Linked DNA regions of Homo sapiens: region 1 is linked to region 2. The links are chromatin contacts, found by Hi-C or POLR2A ChIA-PET in ENCODE. All regions are on one chromosome and are shown on one strand. The core of a region is the stretch at or near the end of the contact, and the rest is flanking DNA. Distances in the headings are between cores, read along the strand shown. Region 1 holds the start of NOL11 (nucleolar protein 11). Region 2 holds the start of PRR11 (proline rich 11).

The links. A loop is a pair of places that touch in the nucleus more often than their neighbours do. ChIA-PET counts read pairs that join two places held with the same protein, here RNA polymerase II (POLR2A). Pooled maps may share reads with other maps.
Region 1: a pooled map shows a loop between it and region 2 (10-fold over the local background). The contact joins the promoter of NOL11 here to the promoter of PRR11 in region 2. A Hi-C loop is called at or near these places in 5 of 50 pooled maps. POLR2A ChIA-PET finds 5 or more read pairs at or near these places in 2 of 52 experiments (A673 and WTC11).

The regions. Positions count from the first base shown.
Region 1 is chr17:67,714,357-67,719,185 of GRCh38, forward strand. NOL11 (nucleolar protein 11) reads left to right here and starts at 3,580. Exons shown (of 18, transcript NM_015462.5): 1 at 3,580-3,732. The coding sequence starts at 3,592. It overlaps LOC101928045 (a long non-coding RNA gene), which reads right to left and starts at 3,322. Exons shown (of 4, transcript NR_188294.1): 1 at 3,286-3,322. RefSeq lists enhancers at 3,491-3,570, 3,641-3,830, 4,753-4,829 and a silencer at 4,101-4,190.
Region 2 is chr17:59,152,051-59,157,164 of GRCh38, forward strand. It overlaps PRR11 (proline rich 11), which reads left to right and starts at 3,696. Exons shown (of 10, transcript NM_018304.4): 1 at 3,696-3,755. It overlaps SKA2 (spindle and kinetochore associated complex subunit 2), which reads right to left and starts at 3,136. Exons shown (of 4, transcript NM_182620.4): 1 at 3,081-3,136. The coding sequence starts at 3,113. RefSeq lists enhancers at 2,924-3,163, 3,824-3,873.

The DNA.
Region 1 (4,829 bases), core at 2,330-4,829, 8.6 Mb after region 2:
ATTTTAGCACAATAAAAAAATTTAAAATATACTCATTGGGTTTTGGCACCACCGGGAGGGCGCTAACATTAGGTTGAAATGTATGCCCCAAAGGATGACAAAGATCTTAGATTCTTCCTCTCTCTCTCTGATTTTTGCTGGGCAGAAAACTTCTTCAGGGGCATATGCCTAAATTCTGGTAATATTGTTCAATTATTTGCTATGGTCTGAACATTTACCGCAAAGGTTTTTTGAGTTTCTGAAACCGAAAAACATATCTTAGAGTATCTCAGATCTTATTTAAGAATCACCACAACTTTCAAATAATATAGAGATTTGGTGGCATACAAATATCTACCATTCACTTTCTTTGCTGAATGGTCCTTCTACGAATATTCCTTTGATGAAGCACTTACTGTACCCCATTCATGCAATGTACACGTCACCAGCTGTCAACCTTCCATGACAAATTTCTAATGGGTAACATCCTCCCTTTTGAATGTGAGCAGGCTTCCCTTCCTACCCATTATATATTTAGACTCATTCATTGTATATTTATCATCTGATTCTATTCTAGGAATTGAATGTGAGAGGCAATATCTTCCCCCAGTCTTCACAGCTAGGCAGCCAAGCAGCATAAACATGACAAACAATCCAGAGAGAACATCCACAACACACAGTAAAATGCACAGGGTCACAGCTGCCTTTGAAGACCAGCCTTAAATGTCTCTAACCAGTGAGGGATAGCCAGACCCTCTTCTTGCTCATTGACCTTGATGGATGCACATTGGAAGTGGAACGCCTCCTGACCCGTTCCTAGCTTAGGCTTGGTTGCAGAAGACTCCTAGTTCCCTTATTATAGCTGGTGTCCTTTCCAGAAAGGATTGTAATCTCCTTTAATAGTTTACCAAACTTAGACTCAAATTTACAGACGAATATGCAAGCACAGTTCCAGCTTTCTCAACCAGGAAGTCTTACTTTCCCTTAATGGATCAAGTCCACGTTCTATTTATTATCCTAGCTTGCAACGTTAAGTGTGACTTATTCAACAAACGTGTATTAAGCTCTTTGTATGGATCACAGACAATTGCTGGTGCCATGAATACGAAAATGTGAAGTGGCCGGGCGCGGTGGCTCAGGCCTGTAATCCCAGCACTTTGGGAGGCTGAGGCGGGTGGATCACCTGAGGTCAGGAGTTCGAGACCAACCTGGCCAACATGGTGAAACCCCGTCTCTACTAAAAATACAAAAATTAGCCAGGTGTGGGGTGGGTGCCTCTAATCCCAGCTACTCGGGAGGCTGAGACAGGAGAATCGCTTGAACCCGGGGGGCAGAGGTTGCAGGTTGCAGAGAGCCGAGATTGTGCCATTGCACTCCAGCCTTCGTGACAAGAGTGAACCTCTGTCTCAAAAAAGAAAAAAAAAGGCTGGGCGCAGTGGCTCACGCCTGTAATCCCAGCACTTTGGGAGGCCGAGGCGGGCGAATCACGAGGTCAGGGGATCGAGACCATCCTGGCTAACAAGGTGAAACCCTGTCTCTACTAAAAATACAAACAAGTCAGCCGGGCATGGTGGCGGGCGCCTGTAGTCCCAGCTCAGGAGGCTGAGGCAGGGGAATGGCGTGAACCCGGGGCGCAGAGCTTGCAGTGAGCCGAGATTGCGCCACTGCACTCCAGCCTGGGCTACAGTGCAAGACTCCGCCTCAAAAAAGAAAAAAGAAAGAAAGAAAGAAAAGCCTTGCTACTGATGGTGCCCTCATCACCTCTCACCTGGTAACTACAATAACTGCGATAGACTTCTAGGGAATCTCCCTGTTGGTGCCCCAGGCGCACTTGCTACTGAGAATGCTCTTAGTTAACTGCATGATCGCTCCCTCCCCTAGTTAACTGCATGATCGCTCCCTCCCCTCCTTCATGCCATCCTCAAAAGATACCCTTGGGCCAGGCACTGTGGCTCTGTAATCCCAGCACTCTAGGAGGCCAAGGGGGGAGGGTCATTTCAGCCCAGGAATTCAAGGTCAGCTTGGGCAATACGGTGAAACCCCATCTTTACAAAAAATACAAAAATTAGCCGGGCATGGTGGTGCATGTCTGTAGTCCCAGGTACTCGGGAGGCTGAGGTGGGAGGATAGCTTAAATCCGGGAAGCAGAGATTGCAGTGAGTTGAGACTGCGTCACTCCAGCCTGGGCGACAGAGCAAGACCCTGTCTCAAAAAAAAAAAAAAAAAAAAAAAGACATCCTCTCAAGGAGGCCTGTGGTCATCCTAGTGAAAATTTCACATACACAGACCACTCCTTCCTCCCCCACACACCCACGCTTTATCTCTCCCTTCTGAGTTTAATGTTTTTCTTCTTACCACCTATCACAAAGTAAGTTATGAAGCATAATAATAAACTATATCCTCTTGATCTCACAACCCAGCCTAAAAATTAAAAGATTATCAGAGTTCAAGATCACCTTGGGCAACAAAGCAAGACTCCATGTCTGCAAAAAATACAAAAATTAGCCGGGCGTGGTGATGGATGCCTGTAGTCCCAGTTATTCGGGAGGCTGAAGCAGGAGGATTGCTTTATTTAGCCCAAGAGTTAGAGGCTGCAGTGAGCCATGATAATGCCACTACTTTTGAACAACAAAAGACCTATTAGCATTATAAAAATAGACTGCATTTGATTCCTTCACAGTAGCTGGATATTCTCCTTTTGCCCATGTCGTCATGTTGGGGCAATGAGAAACAACACACATGGCGATCTGGTGGATGCTTAAATCTAAACTGAGGCACTTTGTCACACTGGGTACATTTGTTTAGTAATTGCCTATTAAATGGTTTCTCCCTAAGAACATCACAATTTATCTTTACTTATTTATTTAACATTATTGATTGAATCTGCCATGCTTATCTGAGAAACATACATTTCTCCCGGAAATAAAAACCTTGCCAAAAATCACACAGGGGACCTTCAACTTCACCTTCATCAAACTAGTCTGAATTTCCTGTAAGCTGAGGAGAGATTTTCCCCACTGGGGCTCAGAGAAGGGGAGTCAGAGAACTCAGAAGGCCTGAAAGACTGAAAAGACTGGAGATCTCTAGAGGGTTCCAAGAAACTTGGGGGGAATTAAGCATTTCACGTAGGAACAGCACGTTATTGGGAGTTTACCTACAGAGATAAATATTTTTTCTTTGGCAGATCGTTCCACAAGGCCATGGATGGAATTCCTAGGGAGTTCCCTTGCAATTAAAAAAAAAAAAATCTAGCTTATTTATATTCGACCACTCCCTAGACCCATCTACAGTCTCTCAAGTCCCCACCTAGAACAGCACGCAGCCGATTCAGGACCCAGTAAGCAGCACTTCCGCGCCTACCCTATCCCTTCCTGGAGCACATCCGGGACTCGGCGAGGCGTGGTCTCGGGAGGCGGAGTCTGACGCAAGCCGGCCCAGCCCACCTGGCTAAATTCACAGTCGCGCTCGCTCCTTCCGCCCGCCAGAGGTCGCAGGCTGCGAGAGCAGGTTCCTGGTTTGGCAAGCACTCGCCCCCTCAGGCCCGTTCATTCTCGCGAGAGAAAGCGCGAGGCCTGCCGGGAGTGAGCGCGGCCGTACTTAGGTTTGCTCAAAATGGCAGCGCTGGAGGAAGAATTCACGTTGTCTTCGGTAGTCCTGAGCGCCGGGCCTGAAGGACTCCTAGGCGTGGAGCAGAGCGACAAAACAGACCAGTTTCTAGTGACAGACAGCGGCAGGACAGTCATCCTCTATAAGGTGAAGGCAATAGGTTTGGGAGCGCCCCGACTGCCTTCTCGCCCCTTTCTGAGCGCGGAGCTCGAGCTCAAGTTTCTCACAGCTTCAGAAAGAGATCGTGGAGAAGGCTTAGCAGAGAGCCGGCTGGGCCTGTTGGGGACGCTGAGTGAGGTCTGGAATCTGGCTTGCTTGCCTTCCTGTAAAGGCATATTTCCGACTTGCAGGGGCAGAGCGTCTGAGTGCACGTGGGTTAGACTCGGAAAAGAAAGAAAACCTGTGCTTTTGCTTCGGAACTCGCGGAATTGGCCTTGCTAAGATTCCCTCCTAGGGTCTTTATTATCTTAGCCGCCCGCGGGAGGATGGAACGGAGATTGGTTGGGCGGGAGAGGATGACACTGACAGAGTGGGAATAGTGGTTTAGCCGTGTCTACACTTCACACCCCTCTCTTTGTAGGGGCGGGGACAATTTTAGAGAGTGAGGGACTTTCTTGATAGCTCGCTAAGAATCTTGCCTCCAAGTGAGTTGTCTGTTGGCATCTCTGATTCACGCTGGGAATCCTGGAGTTGAGTCCTGGGAAAATCTGCAAGCCCTGCCCCCATTTCAGCCTAAAGCCTGATAGAGAACACTTTCTAACCTTGCTTTTGGTGGTCGCATAGAAAGCAGTTACTTTTCTCTGGGCTGCTGAACATAGTTTTCCATGTTTTAAAGAAGTTAGGTATCTGCTTTGACGTTTTGAGAACAGGTTGCTAACAGCTCCCTGTGCCGTTTTGACTCTGCTAACTCTATTGGGTTTCACTTGGGATGTCAAGTAGATTTGCAGTTTTGCAGCTCCTGCATAGGAATACAATGGCAGATTGGAATTGGATAGACATGATCCCAGATGTCCCTACTTAATTTCCCATGCCGCTGTTCAGAGGCATAACTTCCCATGCAGAGGCATAATATAATCAATTTTTAAATGTACTATTGTTTTTTTAACAAAGGGTTGCTTATTTACTTATTTAGGAACTTAGTTATATTTTCATTTTAACTACCCTTTTAGAGGTTTGGCCGGACGCGGTGGTTCACGCCTGTAATCCCAGAACTTCGGGAGGCCCAGGTGGGTGGATCACTTGAG
Region 2 (5,114 bases), core at 2,446-4,945:
CGGATAAGAACCCAATCAGAAGTCAGATGTAAACCCAGAAACAGAAATAGTATCATAGTATCACACTGCATTACCTTTTGTGTACAGTCACTAGTAGTACCACGAAAGAACAAAGCTAAACAAATACCACCCCATCATTAAGTGAAGGGGAAAAAGTCAGAGAACAAAGATTGCCCTACAATAAGCTTATTCCCCCATTAGTAATGTTGATTGATGCAAAAATATATTTTCATTATTTTCACCAACCTCCCTTTAAACGGTCCAATTCAACTACTTAGTCGGATTGAGCCTACTAAGGAAATGGGCTCATACAAAGGACAGCTGAAATATAAGTGTCTTGGTGTCAAATCCTGGGCCACATAACTAAAATATTAGAATATTTAACGCTGGTAGCCAAGTTTCAGGTTTTAAAGACAACTGTTTAAAAGATAAGTGTTTAACTTTCTGAATTGGAAGTTATTACAAACAAGAAAAATATTTAAAAAATTTAAGGTATTAACAAAATTAGGATAAACACTTTCTTTTCAAATTAAATATTATGCATTTCCTTTTACCTTGACAAATCCTTTATTTAACTGATGTAAAACCAAAAATCAGAAGATAGCACAGGAATCATTTACTCTTAAAATCTTATAAAATAAACTGGTCCACAAGTATAACATTTTTTTCTAGAAGCACATGGTAAATCTGAAGATGAGATGCACTGTCTTTTATTATCTAGTCAACACAAAGCAGTAATAATTAGAGCCATGATAAAAATTCATTTCTAAACCCTAATAATTATGGAAACAAACTAATAACCTGAAAGGAAAAAAAAAAAAGCTACCACTAATTTACTTGCAAGGATGTAAGAAAGGAAAAAAACCTCATTTCTTTTTTTCCTGTCTTCAAAAAGAATTTAAATACTACCCCATCATTCAAACAATACCTAAAAGTTTAAATGTCTGGCTACCTTATAATTTTCTAAAACCTACTTTTTCAAAATGTTTACTTCATCATTGTTCACTTAAAAGAGAATTTGTTCAATCTAAAGAAGTCCTGTGAGAATACTGACTCTACTGTAAAAGCCAGACGAAGTTTAAAAATTAGAAACAGCCAATTTGAGAAGCAAACAACCTGTTAAAAGCAGAATTAGCATCATTTAGCAGAAATGAATTATGAATTTAAGCAGAAATATCTATATCAGTAGGGAGGAATTCAGAATGGGAGAAGGGCAAGATAGTCTTAACATTTAAGCCTGTTGACAGAATCAAATTACAATGCTTAACATTTTGTTTTTTTTAAATGATAATAAAACTTAAAACTAAAAGTTCATTATTACAGGTTTGAAAATCTGCAGGAAATTCTTCCTTCTTCCCTCCCATTTCTCCCTACACTTCTCCAACCCCACACACACTGCACAAAGAAAATTTAAACACAAAATGCTAAAAGTAATTGAAAGCCTTCAAATTAAATTTGTATATGAGAGGCACTCCAATTCATTAGCACAACAGAAGAAAATAAGATATATCAAGGCCTCACTTTTTCTGGGGTGGGAATGGGGGGTGGGTGAGGTTTCTTCCAGGATCACCACCCATCCTTTCCAAGGAAGAAGTTAGAGACCCAAGATTCAGCTTGAAGAAAGCAGGGCAGGCACAAAGGATACCTAAGCAGTAATGCCAGGGAATGGCGTGGGAAGGAGGGACGGATTACAAACGAAGAAAGAAGTCTTTTACTTTTTTAAAACTTAATCTTTTTTTTTTTTGAGACGTTGTCTCTGTCGCAAGGCCGGAGTACAGTGACGCGATCTCGGCTCACTGCAACCTCCGTCTCCCAGGTTGAAGCGATCCTCCTGCCTCAGCCTCCCGAGTAGCTGGGACTACAGGCGCGTGCCATCACACCCGGCTAATTTTTTTATTTTTAGTATAGACGGAGTTTCACCATGTTGGCCAGGGTAGTCTCAATGTCTTGACCTCTTGATCCGCCCGCCTCGGCCTCCCAAAGTGCCGGGATTACAGGCGTGAGCCACCGCGCCCGGCCAATCGTATTTAACAGACAAGCAAACAAACAAAAAAAGACAGGAGCTCAGTGGCAGGCGCTTCCTCCAAAGTCCAGGTTTTTAAGGAAAGCAGCCCAACCTGGGAAAAAAAAAAAAAAAGAAAAGAAAAGAAAAAAAAGATAATGCTGAACGAAAAGGGCTGAAGACAGAACAAGGACACTAAGAGGAAAAAAGCGCGGGCGATCAAGCTGGTAATCTAAGGATGGGAGGGAGGGAATAAAGAGAACAAGTGAGGGACGGATCCTTAAAGAAAACTAGGACAGCCCCCCAGCTGGGCGCCCCCCGAGCAGGCCAAACACGCCAGCAACAACGGGAGTGCTTTCCAATTCTTCGCCCCCGTTTTCTACTTTCACAGATGAATGAAAGTGCACAACTCCAGAGCAGGATGCCTTTCCTGTCTCAATCCCGCCCGCGCTCCGGGAGCGGAGCTCGTGGTTACGATCCCCTTCGCTCACACCTCTTCCCTCACCCACGGTTTGCCACCTCCGGATCAAACAGAAACGGGTTCCTTGGCCGTTAGGAAGTTGTGCATACAAGTCTAGCATCCTTTCTCAGACTTTCTCGGCCCGCCTTTTAGAACGTGAGCGGGTTGGCCCTACAGGGATTTCTCCTCGCCCCCGTCAGTTTATTCCCCACCCCACCCTCCGTTCCCCTTTCTTGGAGTGTGAACCACCTCTCCCTTCTTGGGACGCTTAGGGACCGTTCCATTCACATCTTTTTTGGTACAAACACAGAATGCGGTCTGCACCCGGCGCAGTTTCGTAAGGGGTGTAAAGGTGAGGGCAAGGAACAAGGAATTCCAAAGGCCCCGCACCCTCAGCATCTCCCGCCATTTCCCTGACGAGTTTCCCGGATGTAACCCCTTACCCGAGGCGGTTTAGACACCAGACGGTGGCGGCTCCCTTTGGTGCAGGAGGAGGGAACTCGACTCTGGTCCAGCCTCCGCCGCCCGGAGTTTCCGGCGACTCCAAATTGTGCCCCACCTCCGAGGCCATGGGGGAAAAATAAACTACCCAGTAGATCTCCTTCACTTTGCACTCACCATCAGTTCCAGCTTATCGACCTCCGCCTCCATGTTGAATAGTTGACATTCCGCAGACCGCGGCGGCGCTTAAGCCGCAAGCCGTACTAGCACGGAGGGCCTCCATTGGACAGCTGTCACTCAACATCTCGCACTCATTGGCTCCTCCGTTCCACCGGCTCCCGCCCATTGGAGACTGGGTAACGCCCCTCTGCATGAGACACATTTTCCTGTTGGGCAAAGGCACAAAACGCCGCAGGAGGATTGGCTGCTGTGCAAATTTTTTTTTCCATTGGCTGCCCCCTCCTCTCTACTTTCAATTTTGTAGTTAGGGCTCTGCAGAGAAGAGCTTGAGATTGGTGCAATTGGAAGAAGAGCCAACCAATCACACCAGAGCTTCCACCGACAGCAGAGGGGACGTAACACACCTTCTTTCCCCTCCGGCTTTCCTTCCCCTTCTCTCCCGCCTTCTCCTTATTCATACCAGAAGCGCCTCAGCTCTGATTGGCTGGAGCTCTGTGCTATCTCAGCCAATCACAAGCCGGGCTGTGCTCCTACACCATCCGAAGAGCGAATCGTGCAGAGACCGTGTCTACGATTGGCCTCTCCCTGACAAGGATTTAATTTTGAATTTTTCTTTATGGCGTGGGAGAGGCCACAGCCCGGACTCCATCGACTCCCCCGGCTCTTAGACTAGTAAGTGCAGGAACGATTATTTCTTTGTTATCTGAGCTCGCGTCTTGAGTAGCTGGGCCTGTTGCTGCTTGTGTTTTTATGGTTTAGGGAGGTGGGGACTTTGGCTGGACACGAAGGGGAAATGGAAAGGAGGAAGGGGAGGTTTGGGGCTGGGGAAGAAGTGCTCGGCCTGGCTTCATCTTAACCATACTTCTATTTAATTAACACTTCGCAAGATACGTTTTGGAGCAAAGCATCTGCCTTCCTTTTGAACATTTCTTTACATATTTGCTGCTCAATGCAAGTCCACAGATCAGCGGCATCCGCATCTCTTGTTTGCTTGTTACAAATGCAAATTATCGGACTCCACCCAAATTTACTAAATCAGAATATACATTTTAACAAGATTTCCCTGAGTGATTTCTATGCACATTAAAGTTTAAGTTGGTACATTTCTTGACTGGGAATATTACTATGTTACTCGATATTGTCTGGCATGCTGTTAGAGTGTCAATTTTAAATGCGTGTCCTGTTTACTGAGTGCCTAATACTGTGCGGGATGAGACTTTAGGGAGCTGCAGTCTCTTTGGAAAAACAAGACAGAACAAAAACAGCAATGCTTAAAAAAAAAAAAGCATAAAACATAAAATTTAAAAAAAGCAAGTACCCAGAAATAGTGCTATGGGTGTTCAAGAAGAATCAATTGGACTGCTAATGGAAATTAAGTAATTGAAGGCTATTTGTGGAGGAGCGCAAGAGACTTCCATAAAAATGTGTTTTAGGAAGATGGCAATGAAATGCAACAGTCATTTCCGTTGCTGCTACAGCTTTGAAAGTACCCCAGAACAAAGAACTTTTCTTCTCTTTCTTTCTTTTTTTTTTTTTTCTTTTTTTGTGACGGAGTCTCGCTCTGTCGCCTAGGCTGGAGTACAGTGGCACAATCTCGGCCCACTACAACCTCAGCCTCCTGAGTAGCTGGGAGTACAGGCGCACGCCAGCACGCCCGGCTAATTTTTGTATTTTTAGTAGAGACGGGGTTTCACCCTCTTGGCCAGGATGGTCTCGATTTCCTGACCTCGTGATCCACCAGCCTCAGCCTCCCAAAGTGCTGGGATTACAGGCGTGAGCCACCACGCTCGGCCGCAAAGAACTTTTCATATCATTGGGTGGAGTTTTCACAGAAGCAGCAGCGCCAACTCCTGCAAAAGACTGTAATTCTTACTGTATTATTTATTGCATCTTCCTATTGGAAAATAGCTTTAGACCCATCTTTTAGCCATATGAAGATGTGGTATGATATGAAGAAGTAAAAACCTCCCTAACCAAGAGAATTTGACAATATTAGAATATATTCCTTAACTAAAATAACACTTGCTAGCT